2 separate regions of the Homo sapiens genome follow, and region 1 is linked to region 2. The links are chromatin contacts, found by Hi-C or POLR2A ChIA-PET in ENCODE. All regions are on one chromosome and are shown on one strand. Each heading gives the region's core, a stretch centred on a gene start or an enhancer-like site at or near the end of the contact. The rest is flanking DNA. Distances are from core to core; before and after follow the strand shown.

The links. A loop is a pair of places that touch in the nucleus more often than their neighbours do. ChIA-PET counts read pairs that join two places held with the same protein, here RNA polymerase II (POLR2A). Pooled maps may share reads with other maps.
Region 1: a loop to region 2 is called in a map of gastrocnemius medialis, with 7 times the contacts of the local background. The contact joins two enhancer-like sites. A Hi-C loop is called at or near these places in 4 of 168 maps with a recorded cell type or tissue (breast epithelium, gastrocnemius medialis, lower leg skin and 1 more) and 3 of 50 pooled maps. POLR2A ChIA-PET finds 5 or more read pairs at or near these places in 3 of 52 experiments (K562, SK-N-SH and WTC11).

Annotation. Positions count from the first base shown.
Region 1 is chr19:5,046,677-5,051,755 of GRCh38, reverse strand. It overlaps KDM4B (lysine demethylase 4B), which reads right to left. Exons shown (of 23, transcript NM_015015.3): 6 at 4,087-4,280. Among named protein-coding and RNA genes, the nearest start is that of KDM4B, 80 kb to the right of the region's middle. RefSeq lists enhancers at 2,243-2,845, 4,339-5,079. Within about 2 kb of position 3,340, at least 9 of the 41 ENCODE cell types and tissues checked have a DNase peak (open chromatin) inside an H3K27ac peak, as active enhancers do.
Region 2 is chr19:5,085,435-5,090,276 of GRCh38, reverse strand. All of the region lies in intron 9 of KDM4B (lysine demethylase 4B), which reads right to left. Among named protein-coding and RNA genes, the nearest start is that of PTPRS-AS1, 90 kb to the left of the region's middle. RefSeq lists a silencer at 2,705-2,999. Within about 2 kb of position 3,321, at least 3 of the 41 ENCODE cell types and tissues checked have a DNase peak (open chromatin) inside an H3K27ac peak, as active enhancers do.

The DNA.
Region 1 (5,079 bases), core at 2,091-4,590, 39 kb after region 2:
CCCGCTGCTCTTGGGGGCTTCACCTGGGTGCAGGATGACCCCCCTTCTGACAAGCGGAGCTGCAGAGACCCTGGGGGACACCCCCTTCCCTAAGCCTGAGCAGAGGCCTCTGTGGCTGCCACGCACCTGCGCTGGCCCCGCGGCACTCCTCAGGAGGGCCTTCCTCTCGCCGCCTTGGAGCCAGTGCAAGCAGCTGACCATGTCCCATCAGCTCACGACGTCCTCGGGAGTCCCTGCAGCCCCAGGAACATGCTGATCCCCCATCTGGCTTCCCTGCTGCAGTGAGAGCCAAAGCTTCTGCTCTTGGCGGTGGCCCACAGTCCCCTAAACACCCCAACACTGCCCTGCAGGGTGTCTGATGGGTTGGGGGCAAAAGGGGACCCGAAGCCTCGGCCAGGTCCCAGCCCGGCACATGGGTGCACAGGACTGAACAGTGGGCACTTTCCCAGGCAGCGTGGGCCAGGGCCCTCGAGGGGGGATGGCCACTCCACTCTCTTCTTTGGGGTGCACAGCACAATCCGAATGACCCAGAAGTGCCCTGGGACCAGCAACTCTCTCAGGGCTGGCCGAGACCCAACATCCTCCCACCCCGGCCTGGAACTCTCTTCTAGGGGCATGTGGCATGTGATGCTGCTGGCGACACTGCGCTCAGCCTCGTGGCGACGCCTGTGTTTCGTGCCTGGCCCGGGCGGCTCAGGAGGGTGGGCCCTGCAGGGGCTGCCACAGGTGCAGGTTGGGGAGGGGATGCCTGGAGGGGAACAGCCGCAGGACCGGCCTTGGAGGGTCAGCTCGGCTAAACCACCCCCACCCCAGGTTCCAGGAGGGTCTTTTTATTTATTTATTTTTTATTTATTTTGAGACGGAGTCTCACTCTGTCGCCCAGGCTGGAGTGCAGGGGTGTGATCTCCGCTCACTGCAAGCTCCGCCTCCTGGGTTCACACCATTCTCCTGCCTCAGCCTCCCGAGTAGCTGGGATTATAGGCACCTGCCACCACACCCGGCTCATTTTTTGTATTTTTAGTAGAGACGGGGTTTCACCGTGTTAGCCAAGATGGTCTCGATTTCCTGACCTCATGATCCAACCGCCTCAGCCTCCCAAAGTGCTGGGATTACAGGCGCAAACCACCGCGCCTGGCCCCAGGAGAGTCTTGATCTATGGCAAGGAGTGTGGCCTGGGACAGTGGCTTCTATGGGGCACAGCCTTCAGGACACCGACCCCAGGCCACCACCCCACCCAGGAAGACCCTGGAATACAGGGTCAAGTGGAAAGCTCGGACCCTCCCCACACCCACCTGCACTCCGGCCCCCCCGGCCTGGGTGACAGAAGGGGCTGCGGGAAGTTGGCGGGGGGAAGTTGCAGGTGCTGGCTCTGGTTTCAATCCGCATTGCCAAAGAGATTTTGAGGCGCTCAGTCTCTTCAGATATTCTTAGCCCCGCTGCCTGAGAGCACCACAGAAGCCAGCCTTTTGAAGCATGTTTCTGCCTGTTATTGACACCAGGCTGTTCACGTCACTTTGACACACAAATCAAGCTACCAAAGTAGCAACAGACCCAGAAAGCTTTAATAAAATGCTGTAAACCTGAGTACATTGACACTTTCTTTAAAATCCCACTGGAATACTCTGAAATGGTTGCAATTAAGCGGCTGCAGATGCAAGCGGAACAGTGTAATGAGGGAGACAGACGGGGCGCAGCCTTGGTGATCTCTTGGCTGGGAGCCCTACCTACCCCAAGGGCCCGAGGAAGGGAGAGGGGGGAAGCATCTCCCAGGGGCCTGAGTAGCTTCCTGAACCCCAGCCCAGGGACCAGAGGCCAGACACTCTTTCCAGTTACCTTGTCCCCACCCCCCTGCAAGTTGGGAGGGCAGCCTGGAGGGGTAGTCAGCTCCCACAGCACACAGTGAGGATCCAAGAGGCTCCGGCAAGTCACCAAGCCTCTCTGTGCCAGGCCCCTGCTGGGAGCTGGGACACGGGGTGACCAGGGCCCCTACCATCTGCTGGGGAGGACTGATAGCCCGTAGTAGACGTTGGCTAATGCTGGGGTCACCTGGTCTATGCCTGTCGCAGGCATGGGGTGTCGTGGGAACATCTGGGGCCCCGCCTCAGCCCTGGTGAGAGAGCAGGGAAGGGGCCCTGCGTGCTAAGCAGGCTGAGCTGACTGTGGGGGCGAGTGGGGAGCTCTGGGGGGTTGAGGGCATGCCCTGCAGCTAGAGCCTACACTGTGGCTCCTCTCAGGCCCCTCATGCCAGGCCCCACCCCTGCCATCCCCACCCCTTCCTGGGCAAAAACCAAGACCAAGGTCAGGGCGCTTCCGGAATTCCCTTCCCGAAAGAACTGTTGCCTACTCAACGCTGCCCCGCCCCAGCTGTCTCCCCTGAGCCATCTCCCACGACGGGTCATGGGGAAGGGTAGACATGGGAGTGGCAGCTGGACGCCTGCGGCACCAGGCGAAGCAGAGGAGGGGTGCAGTGAGGGGCATTCGGGGAGAGGTGCGGGATGCCCTCAGAGGCTGCGTCCTGGATGAACCAGCTCAGGAGAGGCCCTCGGCTCCTGGCGCATCCCTGTCAGTCCCTCCGACGGCCTGTGGCCGGGCCCCACTGCCGCCTCCAGGGAGCCACTGTCGCCTCCTCCCGCAGAGGCCCCTCTGACCTAGCAGCAGGCACCCCCGGCCCTGGCATCTGACCCATAGCAGCCCCAGCCCCAGGGTCTCCCCCAGCCCAGGCTCCCACGACAGCCAGCAACCCCCGGGGCCCCTCACAGGAGACCGAGCTGCTGGCACTGCAGTCCTTGGCACTGAAGTCCTCACGTCTGACTCACTGGCTGGTCCCCCACCTCCCATGTCCCTGACCCCCCTGCTTCTGTCTGGCTGGGCCTCCTTGCCGGCTGCTCGCCACTTCCCGCCCCACAGGGGCTCTCTGCACAGGGCAGACGGTCCCTATGGAGGCACAAACCCGGTCACACCATGGGCGTCCCGCTGCCCACGCACCCCTGGGAGGCCACGCTTTGCCCCAAGTCACACGGGGTCCTCTACAGGGCCTTTCCCTTGGGCTCCATCTGCGCTTCGGACGCAGGTGAGGATGCGCACAGCTCGCCCCTTCCTGCTCATTGTGCTTTTTTTTAACGAAGAGGTACAGCATTCTCCCCCGCCCCCCCCTCTCCCCGCTTACAACTCCAACCCAGGGAAGGGCCAGGCAAGGCGGAGCTCCCACGCCCTCCAGGCAAAGGCTCCGTCCTCCTCCAGCGCGAGGACGGCCTGGGAAGATTCCAGGCATGAGCGCGGCCCCGGGAAGGGCGGGAGCGCCACCTAGCGGCCCTTGGAGGACAGTGCAGGGCAGCCCCGCGGAGCACCCAGCAGGTTCCGCAGTCACAAGCAGAGCCCGGTGACACAGGGGCACACACACGCATGCATACTCACACTCACTCACGTGCGCACTCACATGCGCGCGCACACGTGCACATTCACACACACCCCCACACGGCCTCGCTGCGACGTGCACAGGGAGCCAGGAGAAGGTCCTGGAACTCAGCCCGCCACAGCAGCGCCCACGCTGCACCCGGCACCTCCCGGGCAGGGGCAGGTCCACCACACTGCACACAGGCCTGCAGCGCCACGCCCTGCCCTCCTAACTGTAGGGCCTGGCCCAGACGTGCCAGGGCGGAGACTGCGAGGGAGCGGCTGCAGGGTCATCCTGGCCAGGCCCCTCTGGGCAGCATGGACAGTGTCCCTTCACCAGGAACGTCTCCACTTGGCTGTGAGGCAGCACAGCCTGGGCAGCTCAGGAGGCTCAAGACCACGCTCCTGGCCATGGGGACACCTGGGGCCGCTCACAGCTCAATGGGGGGCACTCCGGGGTACAAAGCGCAAGCTCTAGGGGCCTGGGAGCTTCGGCTCTGGGGGTGCACATCCCCCACCCCAAAGCTGGTGGGTGACCCCAGGCGGTCCGGAAGATCTCCAGCCGTCATAGGCCGACCTTTGCGGCCTCACCTGGTGGGGCCCCTGCCACGGCGCCCAGCCGTGTACCCGGGATTGACTCCCTCCCGAGGGGCTCTCGGTCCGGCCGGCGGCAGGGCCAGTGCAGACACTCACCAGGACTTAGGCTCCCCAAAGTGCAGGTAGTTGATGCTGTACAGGTCCATGTCCTCGGTGTGCCAGGCGAAGGTGGTCTTCCACATGCCGAAGTACAGGTAGGGCGTGTTCACGCCCTCGATGATGGTGCCGCACTCGCGCTCCACCATGTCCAGGATGGTCCGGAGGCTCCCGATGTTCCACTGGGCCACGTCCTGTGGGGCGGCAGAGCAGCGTCGGCAACCGCCCGGCCACCCCCAGAACCTGCGAGCCCTGGGGTGCAGGCTAATTCTCCCCAGAGTCCCAGGGGTCGCTGCCCATCCTCCTCCACCCCAGTATCTGCGGCCCCCCCAGGGGCCGGTCATACCCTGCAGACCAGGGGCTGGTCTTAACCTGTGTGAGATTCTTGCCCAGGCTGGAGTGCAGTGGCAGAATCATAGCTCACTGCAGCCTCAACCTCCCAGGCTCAGGTAATCCTCCAGCCTCAGTCTCCTGAGTACCTGGGACTATAGGCTATAGGCGTGAGAAACCACACCTGGCTAATTTTTACTTTTTTCTGTGTAGAGATGAAGTCTCACTCTGTTGCCCAGGCTGGTCTCGAACTCCTGGGCTCAATGGTCCCTCCCACTTTGGCCCCTCCAAGCGCTGGGGCTGCAGGCATGAGCCGCCATACCCAGCCCAGACACCTTTTCTGAAGGGCTCACCGCCAGCTTGGCCCTTCCAGGAAGGGCCCCATCGCACATGCCAGCGTGCACCAGGCAGGCAGGGCCTGTCAGATTCCACTGAGCTGCGTGCTTCCTGCTGGGTGGAGGCCTTGTTGTGAAGCCTGCAGTTTGGGAGTGCATAATTAACACGCCTCTAAGTCAATGACACGGAAGGAGAAAAACAGTCACCACTTGGGGCTAACCCAGCGATGGTACCGGAGCCAAGGCCCAGTGACAGCCCTTCCACAGCTTCTGACCGAGGAGACGAAGACAGTTTTCAGAACTAGGCAAACAAGGACGGAATCCCCAC
Region 2 (4,842 bases), core at 2,072-4,571:
CTCAGCCTGGCGAGGCCAGGGCATGCAGCGAGGTGTGTGGCTAGGGAGGCAAGCCTGCTGTCCTCTGCACTCTCACCTCTCCCTGGCAGACCCAGGGGCTAGGACCCCTCCCCTGCACACGGCAGGCGCTCAGCAATGCTGGGCTGGGCTTCCAGGACCTTCCACTCTGTCCTCTTTCCAGCACTGCCTCACCTGCTCAGCAGGGAGGAAGGGGGCCAGGCTTTGGGGGTCTTCACAGTTTTTGTGTTTTTGTCTTGTTTCCCCCTTTTTGTGGAGAATGGGGTCTCACTATGTTGCCCAGGCCGGTCTTGAACCTCTGGAATCATGCAACCCTACCTCGGCCTCCCTAAATGCTGGGATTAGAGGCATGAGTCACTGCGCTTGGCCTTTTGTTTGGTTTTTAACTCCCATTCTGAAAACAAACCAACGAAGCAACAACAACAAAAACCTTTTCCACTTGGGAACTGTGGGGTGCTTGCTCAAGAAGCACCTAGGAATGGCGGACCCCACTCTTCCCTCCCCAGAGCTACACCCCTCTGACTATGGAAAGAGGAGTATGTGGGTTTTTTTTTTTTTAGTACAAAAAAAGACAGAACCATATTGAGAAGTTAGTGCATATTTTTAAGGTATCCCAAATTCCATGACATCAAACTAATATCAACCAATACTTGGGCAAATCTCCCTTTCCCAGTTCAAGAACCACATCCCCACAAAAAACGGGAATCACAAGAGTCCCAGTCCACAGCCTATTTTTTCCCTTAAAGTTGTCGCGCTCATCTCTCCATGCCCAAAGATACAGAGCAAACCTCATGGAGCAAACCCATTTTCACAGCTGCATAACATTCCACTGGTTCAACCCATCCCCTGGTCATAGAACTTTCCACTACAACAAACGGGGCTACAGATATCCCTAGACATGGAACCGGTATGCACGTGTTCCAGAGACAGAACCGCTAGGCCACAGGAGACACATGTGTAACCCATGGCAGACGGCCTTCCAGAAAGGCTGCCCAGTTTTTATTCTGGATTACTGTTCCTGATTTGCTGAGAGCTGATCTGGGGGAAGGATGTTTCTGGACAGTTTCAGTGAGATTCGTGTGCCCTACAATTCACCAGGTGTGCGACGCAGGAGCTTGTGTATTCACAGAGTGGGGAGACCATCTTCGCCATCAAAGGTAGAGCATTTTCATCCTCCAAAGAAAACCCGTCCCCATCCGTTGTCACCCTCCAGCCCCCACACCCAAGCATCCCTTCCTGCCTCTGAGCACTGGCTTGTCCCGGACATTTCATAGAAATGGGGTCTCGCACGGTGTAGCCTCTGGGTCTGGCTTCTCTCACTGAGCGGGGTGTCCTCAGGGTTCACCCACGCTGGGCCTTGCTCCTTCTCATGGCTGAGCGGATGGCAGAGATGGTAAGGTCAGCTCCCACTTCTCTTTGTTTACCGTATTCCCCAGTTTCCAACAATGCACATTCTTCCTTCTGTATCTGCCCCAAGGGATGTGCGGATGAAGCTGGCAGGGGCGTCCTGCTCCTCTGCCTCTTGAGGATGTCAAAATCTCCCACTGTCATCCTGCCCCTATAACCACAACCTGCTCTTTTGCGGGGGGGGGGAGGGGGGGGGCCTGGCCTGTCCCCTGCAGCCTCAGGGGCCCCCTCAGGGACTCCGGTGGTCTCTGCTCAGCCCTGGCCCACAGATGAACGGCCTAGGTTTTGATTAATTATGGAAAAGCCTGCCTACTTATCACGGGTGGAGCTGTGGGCAGGGGCAACCTCCCCCCCATCGACCTCTGCTCTAGATGGAAGTCGAACCCAGCGCTCTGCTCAGCTCTAGGGGCCAGGGGAGTGAGGGTTTGTATCCGTGGTGTCCGAGTGATATGGCCTGCGTGGTCCAGGAATCACGGGGGGAGTTGGAGACAAAGCCCGGGCCGCATTTTTACACTCACCTCCCTTTGATCAGAGCGAGTTTTTGCAGGAGCCGCTAAGAGCTGGATGTGAGCGCATCTGGCTGATGGAACCGTGCTCCAGAGGAAGCTAAGCCGCCGACTCCCTGCCCCTGCAGGTGTGGACGGTCACCCTGAAAACGATGGGCCCTTGGGGGCCCTCAGATGCTCGGGCCTACCCGAGTCGGGGGGCACATCCCGCCCACGAGGAAACAGGCTCCCTCCTGCTCTCCGGCAGGCAGTGAACACAAGGAATGGGCTTCTCTCCCCACAGGTGGGCGTGAAGAGCAGGTTGGATAAGAACTTCTAGTTTCTGAGGGGAAAGCAACCTCCTGCCTGGCATTTAGCTCCCGAAAGACGTGAGATTCCTACACAGGAGACTTAAACCTGTGCTGCCCGGTGCCCTCACTCCCCAAACCCTCCGAACAGCCCAGCCCCCGTCCAGAGACTCGAGTGCAGTGAATGAAATCCCAGCCCCAAAGCCAGGGTCCATCCTCAAGGTGGGAGTCTGTCAGGCAAGGCAGAGAGTTTCATGGCTCTGAGATACTTAACACCTGTGTGCTTAAGAAACGTCGCACACCGAGGCTGCAGACCGCTGCAGAGCTCAGCCGCCTTAAGTTGGGAAAAAGTGGCACAGAGATGAGCAGCTCAAATGGAATACTCAGAGATGGGGGCCCTCAGCAGGAGAGGGGAGATGCTGGGAAACCTGGGCCTAGAAGGCCACACCAGCAGGGGAGTCAAAAATGACACTGGCACTACCTACCCCACCCCCCAGAAAGAGATGACTGACCTCGGAAGTGGCCCTGGGCAGCAGCTCTCACTGGGGCCAATCCTGCCTCCAAGGGACGCTGCAGGTGATGTCTGGGGACCTCTGTGGTTGTCACCACTGGGGTCCAAAGGTCACCAGCCCCGAGGGGAGCAGGTCCATGACACCAGGTTTCATAGGGGATGAGCAGGAGTGGAGAGCCGGGGGTGGGGACACAGCCGTACCTCCCCCACACAGACACACAGGGCCACCAGGCCTCCTCCTGCCCCGAGGGGCAATGACTATGTCACTGGCTGCACAGACAGGTGGCAAGGGTGAATGCCCACAGACCAGCTAGAAAGGAAAGACACCCACGGGAATAAATCCCACCCCCTCCTTGACAATGGCCTCCGTGTGCCCACGGCATTCTGCTGATGGGGAGTGAATGAGGCCGTGTTTAGGCCACAAGTGCCGGCCTGGGCTGCTCCATCCCACCTGTGAGCTCAGGCAGGCGCCAGCCCTGCTCTGCAGAAGACGGGAGGGGAGAGCCCCAGGCTGCCTCCTGTGTGTGCGCGCAGGGCCCTGGAAGCTCCACCCGGAGGCTCTGGTCCAAGGCTGTGTAAGTAGGTAAGCCACCTGCTGCAGGGAGATCGTATTTCTCTGGGATTTTACAGCCGGGGGAACCTTGGAGAGCTCTGCCCTGTGGGGGCAGACCTGGGCTGAGGGCTGGGCCTCCTGCCTGCCATGGGGCAGCCAGGGATGCTCCGCAGGCAGGTGGCAGCACATCTGTGGCAGTGGTCTGGCCTGCTCACGGCTGTAGCTGCTGCAGGCCCATCCGGAACTCCAGAGGGAGCTGCACTGGCTCGAGGTGTGGTGAGGCGGTGGGGGCCAACCTGCTTTCGGAGCAGCCCCTCTGCCCACAGAGGCCCTGGGGGCTGGGGGGGGGAGGAGGTGGCTGTCCTGCGAGCTGTGCAACCCCGCTGGCATCTGTAGACGGGGAGACAGGCTTCCCCTGCAAGGGCCAGGCAGCACACGCCTCTTGGCTTTTCGGAACTACTCAACTCCGCGGGGCGAAGCAGACGCAGACGCCACCTCCATGCCAGAGTGTGGCTCTGTGCACAGGCTGCTCATTTGTGGGTGAGATTTCAGTTTCGTCCGGCTGTCACAGGTCACACATCCTTTTAATTGCCCTCCTCCCACAACCCTGTGAAGACGTAAACCCCCTGCTCAGTTTGCAGACGGCACAGCGTCGGCCTACCAGATCCGAGCCCTAGCTTGCCAACCCGTGAACACAGACACCCAAAATTCACAGGGCCCGGCCAGGGCAGGAGGGTGGCTTTTCACCTGTCAGCTCCTGAGCACAAAAATGACAGAAAGGGGACAACGGGGTGGGGGGGGGCAGGGGTCCCTAGCGGTCAAGGAAGGTGAACAGCCAACAAGCAAAAATGTCTCTAAGCAAATCGAGGGGGTGGAAAGCCTCCTCTTTGGCTCTCTTCTGAAGAATGTGCTCAAAACAAAGTGGCCCGAAACGCAAATGGGACAGGGGAGCTGGGCCGGCCAGAGGGACACCAGAAAAGGGGGGTTCTGGGCTGCCCCTTCTCTCCAATCTGGCTGCACACAAGATCTGAACAAGGCCCGAGCCCCACCTGACCTGGGCCGTTTCCCTGCCTTCTAACACTCCTCTGTCATCTGTGCGGCGAGATGCTCTAACAGACTCTCCAGCCTGGGCTGCTTATGGGAGAGAAAACCCTGCCAGAGTCAGGGGCCGGCTGCCCCGCCAAGAAGCCTGAGAGCCACCGACCCCCCCGACGGCCACAGAGGCCTTGTGGCTAATGACACTCCCTGCGTAAGGCCCTCGCCGCCCAGGCCAGGCCTGACTACACCAGGGGTGCCTGAGCAGGGGCTGGGACAGCGGGGCTGGGGGGTCCAGGAGGAAGCCCAGGCCCTGGGCGCCTGCCTGGAACCCCTGGTGTGTTTCGAGCGCTGCACGCCACTTGCTACGCCGCCTGACAATGGAAGCGTGGAGCCCAATCTAAGTCTGCACTTCCCAAATGCCAACTTGTTTGTGAACACATGGCTGAACCCCAAATTGCTTTTAATATCTGGGCAGTCCCCACCGCCCCGCTGCAGTTTCAGCTCCGACAGCACCTCCAGGAC